Regions from separate parts of the Homo sapiens genome. Here region 2 is linked to region 1. A link is an interaction called in ENCODE POLR2A ChIA-PET data of the cell type or tissue named here. Cell type or tissue: PC-9. All regions are shown on one strand. Region 1 overlaps MRTFA (myocardin related transcription factor A). Region 2 overlaps MRTFA (myocardin related transcription factor A).

Region 1 (5,000 bases):
GGCGCCCCTCACCTCCCGGACGGGGCGGCTGGCCGGGCGGGGGGCTGACCCCCCAACCTCCCTCCCGGACGGGGCGGCTGGCCGGGCAGAGGGGCTCCTCACTTCCCAGTAGGGGCGGCCGGGCAGAGGCGCCCCTCACCTCCCGGACGGGGAGGCCGGCCGGGCAGGGGGCTGACCCCCCCCACCTCCCTCCCGGACGGGGCGGCTGGCCGGGCGGGGGGCTGACCCCCCCACCTCCCTCCCGGACGGGGCGGCTGGCCGGGCAGAGGGGCTCCTCACTTCCCAGTAGGGGCGGCCGGGCAGAGGCGCCCCTCACCTCCCAGACGGGGCGGCTGGCCCAGCGGAGGGCTGACCCCCCCACCTCCCTCCCGGACAGGGCGGCTGGCCGGGCGGGGGGCTGACCCCCCCACCTCCCTCCCGGACGGGGCGGCTGGCCGGGCAGAGGGGCTCCTCACTTCCCAGTAGGGGCGGCCGGGCAGAGGCGCCCCTCACCTCCCAGACGGGGCGGCTGGCCCGGCGGAGGGCTGACCCCCCCACCTCCCTCCCGGACAGGGCGGCTGGCCGGGCGGGGGGCTGACCCCCCCACCTCCCTCCCGGACGGGGCGGCTGGCCGGGCAGAAGGGCTCCTCACTTCCCATTAGGGGCGGCCGGGCAGAGGCGCCCCTCACCTCCCAGACGGGGCGGCTGGCCGGGTGGAGGGCTGACCCCCCCACCTCCCTCCCGGACAGGGCGGCTGGCCGGGCAGAGGGGCTCCTCACTTCCCAGTAGGGGCGGCTGGGCAGAGGCGCCCCTCACCTCCCAGACGGGGCGGCTGGCCGGGTGGAGGGCTGACCCCCCCACCTCCCTCCCGGACAGGGCGGCTGGCCGGGCGGGGGGCTGACCCCCCAACCTCCCTCCCGGACGGGGCGGCTGGCCGGGCATAGGGGCTCCTCACTTCCCAGTAGGGGCGGCTGGGCAGAGGCGCCCCTCACCTCCCAGACGGGGCGGCTGGCCGGGCGGGGGGCTGACCCCCCCACCTCCCTCCCGGACGGGGCAGCTGGCCAGGCGGGGGGCTGACCCCCCCACCTCCCTCCCGGACGGGGTGGCTGGCCGGGCTGAGGGGCTCCTCACTTCCCAGTAGGGGCGGCCGGGCAGAGGCGCCCCTCACCTCCCGGACGGGGCGGCTGGCCGGGCGGGGGGCTGACCCCCCCCACCTCCCTCCCGGACGGGGTGGCTGCCGGGCGGAGACGCTCCTCACTTCCCAGATGGGGTGGCTGCCGGGTGGAGAGGCTCCTCACTTCTCAGACGGGGCGGCTGCCGGGCGGAGGGGCTCCTCACTTCTCAGACGGGGTGGTTGCCAGGCAGAGGGTCTCCTCACTTCTCAGACGGGGCGGCCGGGCAGAGACGCTCCTCACCTCCCAGACGGGGTCTCGGCCGGGCAGAGGCGCTCCTCACATCCCAGATGGGGCGGCGGGGCAGAGGCGCTCCCCACATCTCAGACGATGGGCGGCCGGGCAGAGACGCTCCTCACTTCCTAGATGTGATGGCGGCTGCGCTCCTCACTTCCTAGATGGGATGGCGGCCGGGCGGAGACGCTCCTCACTTTCCAGACTGGGCAGCCAGGCAGAGGGGCTCCTCACATCCCAGACGATGGGCGGCCAGGCAGAGACACTCCTCACTTCCCAGACGGGGTGGCGGCCGGGCAGAGGCTGCAATCTCGGCACTTTGGGAGGCCAAGGCAGGCGGCTGCTCCTTGCCCTCGGGCCCCGCGGGGCCCGTCTGCTTCTCCAGCCGCTGCCTCCCGGGCGGCGCTCGCCGGCGCGGCGGCAAAGACTGAGACAGCTCCGCTGCCCGCTGAACTCCATCCTCCCCCCATATTGCTTTCTTTTATTGGTGGTTTACAATCTCCTTTATGAAGATAGTCCTCTGTAGATTAACTGTCACGCTTCCAGGAAACGCTAGGATCTTTTTTCCTTCCTAGTGTCACAGAGGATACCTACTTGCTCCCCTTCTCCACTTTTCCCATCCCCCTTCCCCAATACACCCACACACCCTCATCTACGCACAGGGAAACCAGCAGCTAGTAAAGCTTCTGAACAACCTGTGCCTCCCTGCTCTGCTCTATTCTGCTTAAAGGCCTCCAAGCTGTACTGTGTATCATCAAGAAGAGTCTAAAGAAACCACAAAGGCAGGTTCTTCACTTTAGATGCAGAACTGAACTAACAAGGCTAGAAATCTGTTCATTTGTGCTTCACCACAACTGTGTGATCATCCCATAATGTATCACCATTTACTCTTTTTAAGTGGTTCAGATGTCACCAGACAATTAATTTCTCCACATTATGAACTGTCAACAAAATCAGAAATGTAGTCTGGGGGCCAGGCATGATTACAGGCGTGTGCCACTATGCGCAGCTAACTTTTGTACTTTTAGTAGAGACAAAGGTTTTGCCAAGTTGGCTGGGATGGTCTCGAACCCCTGGCCTCAAGTGATCTGCCCGCCTCGGCTTCTCAAAGTACCGGGATTACAAGTGTGAGCCACCGTGCCCAGCCTATAATGTTATTTTTAGAGTGGAGTGTCCTTTATCACATATACTTAGCTTGAGACTCCGATATTATTGATCAACAACAAATAGTCTTTATCAAGGCTGTACTGCAAAGAAGGCATCAGTGTTTCCCAGGATACTGGCTGGGCGCAGTGGCTCACGCCTGTAATCCCAACACTTTGGGAGGCCAAGGCAGGTGGATCACTTGAGGTCAGGAGTTGGAAACCAGCCTGGCCAACAAGGCAAAACCCTATCTCTACTAAAAATACTTAGCCAGGCATGGTGGCGCATGCCTGTAATCCCAGCTACTCAGGAGGCTGAGGCAGGAGAATCCCTTGAACCCAGGAGGCAGAGGTTGCAGTGAGCTGAGATCGTGCCACTGCACTTCAGCCTGGGCAACAGAGCAAGACTGTCTCAAGTTTAAAAAAAAAAAAATTCCCAGGATACTTAAAAAATAATAAACTGCCTGAAACTTCATAGATTAATTCAAAAGATTCAGTTAAATTTATATAAAATTAATTTCACAGCTTTAAATGTAAATGGTAAATAAAGTTCAAAACTGAACTGAGGATGATGAGCCTTCTCTGCATAAGTTCATTATTTTAAGAAAACAAATATTTTATAATTGAAAATTAGATATAAAAATTCATAACTGACTACCTAATTGCTTTGTGGCTGAAAAAAAATTAACCTAGACTTCTCAAATTTCTTAAGACTCAAGTTCTTGTAGCTGGGCATAGTAGCTCACATCTGTAATCCCAGGTACTTGGAAATTTAAGGCAGAAGGATCACCAGAACCCAACAGTTCAAGGCTGTACTAAGCTATGATCACATCACTATACTCCAGCCTGAGGAAGACCTGGTCTCTAAAAAAATACAAAGACTTAAATTATCAGATAATCTCAAGATAAATGCTATATCTAATCAGAAATTAGGCCATGGCTGGTTCCAAACAAGTCAGTACATCACATCAGCCTTTCTGTTAGGAAACAGTACCTTTTCTGATTAATAAAACCAGATGAGTGGTGAAAAACAATTTAACATTACTTCTAATTCTAATATTTTTATGAAAACAAGGAACTGAAAATTATTTTCTGAAACTAGATCTTAAAACTTCACCCACACAAATGTAAGCAATCTAAATGACAAGGAAAGAAAGAGGAAAGCAGTTACTTATGTAAGTGAGAAACCTGAAGAGGATTTGATCAGAATCCTCAACTTAGAATGAACCTCAAGATGTGTGACAAAGGCCATGCCACTCTTTTTTAAATTATGAAACATTCCAAATTGGAATGAATTCTCTGGATATAGTATCTTTGAGGAAACTCAGTCCCGCCACCCCTTCATGTCCATCATCTTACAAACATGGCTTAAAACTTACCTATTCTAAGAAACCTTCTCAAAAAGCTGATCCTCTACTTGCTGTACCTTCAGGATAAAGTTTCCTCTTATTTTGTAGCATAATGACTATATCTATCCCCAACCGAATGCTAAGCTCTTTGAGGAAAAGGATTAGCCATGTTGTTTACTTTTTTTGGCCACAAAATAAAACAGAGCTCTATGCAATGGATACTCAATAAACATTATCAGATACTCACAGCATCTAGTCCACTGTCTTTCAACAGATGCTCACAAATTACTGAATTCTTAGTAATTTATCATCATTGCCAACTTTCAGGCAAAGGGAAATGGAAAGACCTCAAACTCAAAATTAGCCCCTGCTAACGATAACATCTAGACTGTAGGGATCGACATTTATGTCAAAATGAAGTTAAAAAATTATCTATGAGTCTTATCCATCCTCTCTCATACTGTATCTAATCAAGAGACTACATGGCTTAATAGTCAGGTGTTTTGAGGTCAAGGGTTTAAACTCTAACTTCAGCATTTATCAGCTAGGTTCCAGTTTCTTGCAAAGTAAAATTTTACTTATCTTAAAGAATTGCTATTGGAGTTAAATGACATAACTACTTAAAGTGCCCGATACAAGAGAAGTAGTCAATACATGGTAGCTAATCTTACTGTTCAATAAGTAATGCCATGGTTTGAATATGTCCCCTCCAAAATTCAGGAGTTGTCAACGTGATAGTATTAGGAGGTGAGGCCTTTAAAAGATGATTAGGCTATGAGGGAACCTCCCTCATGAATGGGATTAAAGCCCTTATTAAAGAGGCTTCACACAGCTTTCGGGTGGCTTGCCCTTCTGCCTTATGCCATATGAGGACACAGCGTTCTTCTTCCCCTGCAGAGGATGCAGCCCTCACAAGACAACCAAACCTGCTGGTTCCTTGATCTTAGGACTTCTCAGCCTCTAGAACTATGAGAGATAAATTTCTGTTCTTAATAAATTACCCAGTGTCAGGTATTCTGTTGCAGCAGCACAAAATGAACTAAGACAATTATAAAGAAAAAGTAGATATAACATAGATTATATTATTAAAGTGCATTGGCCAGGCGCGGTGGCTCACACCTGTA
Region 2 (5,000 bases), 60 kb after region 1:
CATGACCCATGACAAAAAGGTGGTTCTATGCGACCAAATGGTATGGTTCTTCTGAAAATTTTTTTTAAACAATTGGTAAAAAAACTGTTTTCAATCAATTAATGAACTTTCTTTTAGCTGGACATATTTTTACTTTAATTCTCATTGATTTATTTTCAATGCAGTAAACCTAATCTTGAAAACTCTTACTGTCTCAGCAGGTATGTAGGGGTGGTGGGGGTGGATGTGGGTGGGTATGGGTATCTCTGTGTGTGTGTGTGTCTGTGTGTGTGTGTGTGTGTGTGTAAAATCTGGTATGAAGGAATTCAAATCAACTGAACAAGTGTTTCCTGATAGCTTACTATATATGTACTAGGTACTGCCCTACGTCCTACTGTAGAAGATGAGGAAAACAGCCAGGCATGGTGATGCATGCCTGTAGTCCCAGCTACTCGGGAGGCTGAGGTAGGAGGACTGCTTGAATCTGGGAGATAGAGGTTGCAGTGAGTCAAGACTGTGCCACTGTACTACAGCCTGGATGATGGAGTGAAACTATGTCTAAAAAAAAAAAAAAAAAAGTTACTGTATAGAAGATGAGGAAAACATCAAGTCTTGGCTAATTAACTGCCCTTGCCTCTGTCTCTACCACACCCATTATCTTCAGACACCTTAAAAACTACCAGGCTTTAGAGATGGCAAATAATAGGGCTTCCTATTCCTTCTTCATCTTGGAAATCATCTAAAAACGAGGAGTACAAGCAACAGAAAAATATAACAAAACAATGGAAAGCACATGGAAGAGTAATGTGGCAGATTAAAGATGGTTGCAAATTACCTGACACTTCCTTCCCATTAATGGTGGGGTTTATTTCCTTTGACCTTGAATCTGAGCTGGCCTCTGCCTTGACCAATCGAGAACAGTGAAAGTGATGGTATGCCAGTTCAGGGTCTAGACTTTAAGAGGACTGGCAGCTTCTACTTTGGTCTCTTGGAGCCCTGTGCCCCCATGTAAGAAGTCCAACTACCCTGATGGACAGATCCTAAAAAGAGGTCTCATCAGGTGGATCACGAGGTCAGGAGCTCGAGACCATCCTAGCTAACAAGGTAAAACCTCAACTCTACAAAAAATACAAAAAAATTAGCCGGACGTGGTGGTGGGCACCTGTAGTCCCAGCTACTCAGGAGGCTGAGGCCGGAGAACGGCGTGAACCCGGGAGGCGGAGCTTCCAGTGAGCCGAGATCGTGCCACTGCACTCCAGCCTGGGCGATAGAGCGAGACTCCATCTCAAAAAAAAAAAAAAAAAGAGGTCTCATGACTACACAGAAGGGCAGAGGAATCCAGCTGAGTCCAGCTTTCCAGACATCCCCACACCAAGGTGCCAGGCATATGAACAAAGCCATCCTGGACACCCCAGACAAGCCTAGTCACCTGCTGAATAACACTAAGAGATGACACTTAACACTGTATGGATCCAGGTTAATACCATATGGAGCAGGCAGAATAATCCCTAAGCTAAGCCCTGTCCAAAATCCTCACCCACAAAATTGTGATATGTAATAAATGGCATCAGACTTCTCAACAGCAGAAAAGAAAGAAAGAAAAGAAAAGAAGGGGAAAGAAAAACGGAAGGGAAGGGGAAGGGAAGGGGAAAGGGAAGGGAAAGGGAAGGAGGGGAAGGGGTAAGGGGGGAGGGAGAGGAAGGGGGAAAGGGGGGGAGGAGGGAAGGCAGAAAGGAGGGAAAGGGGGAAGAGGGAAGGGGGAAAGAGGGGAAGAGGGAAGGAGGGGAAGGGGGAAGGGGGAAGGGGGGAAGGGGGAACGGACGGAGGGGGGAATGGAGGGAGGGAGGGAAACATGGGGGTGAATAACAGAAAAAACTTAAGAATCTTAAGTGGTCATCTCAAAGTAGTAAGATGCAGGGTAGACTTCTAGGTATCTATAGAGTTCTCAACGAATTGGGTAGCCAAGGTGATAAATACCCTTTGGTAACAGCCAATGGTGACAAATAGCCAATGGCAAAAAATAATTTATGACCAGTCCATAAATTACTTGGCCTTTGCTCACTTCACCTCCTCTTGATGGTTCTACAGGGAATCAGTCATCCAAATATTTCCTCTTCCCCCAACAAAAAGGATAACAGTAACAATATAACACTGCCTCTTCAATTACAACAGTACCGGCCCCTTCACTACTGGCTTCATTTCTCACCATTCCCCTTTATTCACACTCTAATCACTGGTACCAGTTATGCGGCTCTTTACTGTGACTGCCTAGAATTGCCTCTTCTTCCCCATCCTACTTCCTTCTCTTTATTATCCATCCCCTTCGAATGGGCTAGGCTTCCACAACATCCCAAGATTGCTTTTATCACTGCTTACTTTTACTATTATCATGGATTGATCTCCCAGTAGATGGTAAATTCACTGAAAGGAACTCCATTCTACTGGTTTTTTTGTCTCAAGTACCCAGATACAATACTTGAAATTTAAAAAGAACTTAATAAATATTTGTTAATTTACTACGTATATTAACCTTACAGCAAACACATCATATATACAAAGTCAGCACAGATACAGAAAAAAAAAAAAAAAAAGGAAAGAGGGTTCTGTCCCAGGTATAAATACACAGAAGATCAGAAAAAGCTTCTAGAGAGGGCCAGGTGTAGTAGCTCACACCCATAATCCCAGCACTTTGGGAAGCCAAGCGGGGAGGATCCCTTGAGCCCAGGAGTTCAAGACCAATCTGGTCAACAAATATTGACTACCCACTACATGCCAGGTGCTGTCTGGGTATTGAGGATTACAGTAAATAAAACAAAGTTCTTGCCCTCAGGAAGCTGGAGACATAACTTAAATGAACAAAGTCATAGATGTGAGAAAATGTGAACTATGTTCTAAAAGGGCAATACAGTTTAGCCAATCACATGGTTCAAGTACAAGCAAATTAATATGGCAGTGGAGTTAGACTGGATTGGAAAAAAGAAATATGCGGTTGTGGGGGGAGGTTACAAAGCTACTTCATTAGGCAAAGTATAATGTGTTGATATCCTGAATTGGGGTAGTTAAATGCAAAGAAGGGAACGACCATACAATGTACCTGGCACAGAACAGGAACTCAAATCTTTGTCGCGTTAATAATGAATGAAGACAGGATTTATATAAGATAGAATGTGTTTCTGTTTGATTGTTGGGGATGGAGGAGAGACAGATGTCAAAAATTACTAAAGGTTTTAAGCCAGGGCAGTCATTACAACAGTATTCTGCTAATAGAAATAGGGAAAAGAGGAGGAATTTTATCTGTGGAGATAATAAATTTGATTTTGCATGTTGGGTCGAGGGACCAAAGAAAAATAATGGAAATGTCATTTGGGTTTCCATTAGGTACACGAGAAGGAAAACATGGGAATGAAGACAATGAGAAACAACAAAGATTACAAGAATAGGAAGAGAATAACAGAAGAAAAGTAGGAAGAGTTTGAGAAAGAGGAAAGAGGCTGAGTTACAGATATAAGGAAATAATAATATTGCTTTCAAACCTGACTCAGTTGATAATTCATAAATTCCTAGTCTCAGATCACCTACTCTGGATCTTGGACCATCCCTCACCATCCTTCTGATTCCTAAAATTGTCAAATACCGCTGAGTATCTAATTGCATATCAGCACTTTCTGCTTACACTATTTTAGAAGAAGCTCAATAATGCTGTAACTTTATTTTATTATTATTTTTATTATTATTATTTTGGAGACGGAGCCTTGCACCGTCGCCCAGGCTGGAGTGCAGTGGCGTGATCTTGGCTCACTGCAACCTCCGTCTCCCGGGTTCAAGCTTTCTCCTGCCTCAGCCTCCCGAATAGGTGAGACTACAGGCACACGCCGCCATTCCCGGCTCATTTTTTGTATTTTAGTAGACACGGGATTTCACCATGTTGCCAGGCTGGTCTCAAACTCCCGAGCTCAGGCAATCCGCCCACCTCGGCTTCCCAAAGTGCTAGGATTACAGGCATGAGCCACCCTGCCTGGCCAAAGTTCTAACTTTATAATGCTGAGGGGCAATCAGCTGTCCTCAGATTTAAAGACACAAGTAAGCTCATGAGCTTATGTATAGGGACGTGAACTCACCAGCTAGAAGAAACAGAAATTTTAAAAAAGAAAACAGAAAAAAAGTAAAATATGTATTTTATACCATGGCTCAACCCCTTTTTATTGACTACTTCTCTATACCATTCCCAACAAGCCCCTACCATGTGTGTTAGGTATACATGTGAACATCTTCCCTTAACTAAACAACATAAATTGCCTTTCAGTCTTATGGAACTCATGAAGACCTCCTGGGGTAGGCTGGGTGCAGTGGTGCATGCCTGCAATCCCAGGACTTTGGGAGGCCAAGGCGGGAGGACCACTTGAGATCAGGAGTTCAAGACCAGCCTGGCCAATACAGTGAAACTCCGTCTCTACTAAAAATACAAAAATTAGCTGGGCACGGTTGTGCACACCTGTACTCTCAGTTACTCCGGGGGCTGAGGTGAGAAGATCACTTGGGCCCAGGAGGTAGAGACTGCAGTGAGCCAAGATCGCACCACTGCATTCCAGCCTGGGCAACAGAGCGAGACTCGATCCCCACTTCAAAAAAAAACAAAAGACCTTCTGGGGTAGACCTGACTTTCATTAATTCACTCAACAAATGCATAGTGATGAGGCACTGTTTTAGGCACTGGGAGTACAACAGACAGAAAATATCTTCGCTTTCTTGGGCCTACATTATAGTGGGAGAGACATAAAAATGAAAATAAATATACAATAAAAAGTTTTTGGATAACTATAAGCATTATGTGCCTGGGGGCCAGGTGGCTAATTTAGATTAAATGACCAAAAGAGGTCTCATTGAGGAAGTGATATCCGAAAGAGACTTGTATAGCCAACCCTTATTATAAATGAGGCACTGTATGTGTATGCATTCAATCTTCACAACACTAAGACGTATATTTACCTAAATTATCCATAATTTTTTACAGTTGAGGAAAC

What was found. Peaks named below come from ENCODE experiments on the same cell type or tissue, not always from the same donor. Only the 100,000 strongest peaks of a DNase experiment are listed, where the experiment ranks them.
Region 2: POLR2A ChIA-PET joins it to region 1 with 10 read pairs; 5 of 35 experiments call an interaction of 5 or more read pairs at or near these places.

Annotation. Positions count from the first base shown.
Region 1 is chr22:40,500,979-40,505,978 of GRCh38, forward strand. All of the region lies in intron 3 of MRTFA (myocardin related transcription factor A), which reads right to left. Among named protein-coding and RNA genes, the nearest start is that of MRTFA-AS1, 18 kb to the right of the region's middle. In PC-9, no CTCF peak of the experiment used is centred here; no DNase peak of the experiment used is centred here; H3K27ac peaks cover 2,030 bases.
Region 2 is chr22:40,560,951-40,565,950 of GRCh38, forward strand. All of the region lies in intron 2 of MRTFA (myocardin related transcription factor A), which reads right to left. LOC105373037 (a long non-coding RNA gene) reads left to right here. Exons shown (of 5, transcript XR_001755550.2): 2 at 1-40; 3 at 165-200; 4 at 356-444; 5 at 3,358-3,516. Among named protein-coding and RNA genes, the nearest start is that of MRTFA-AS1, 42 kb to the left of the region's middle. In PC-9, no CTCF peak of the experiment used is centred here; no DNase peak of the experiment used is centred here.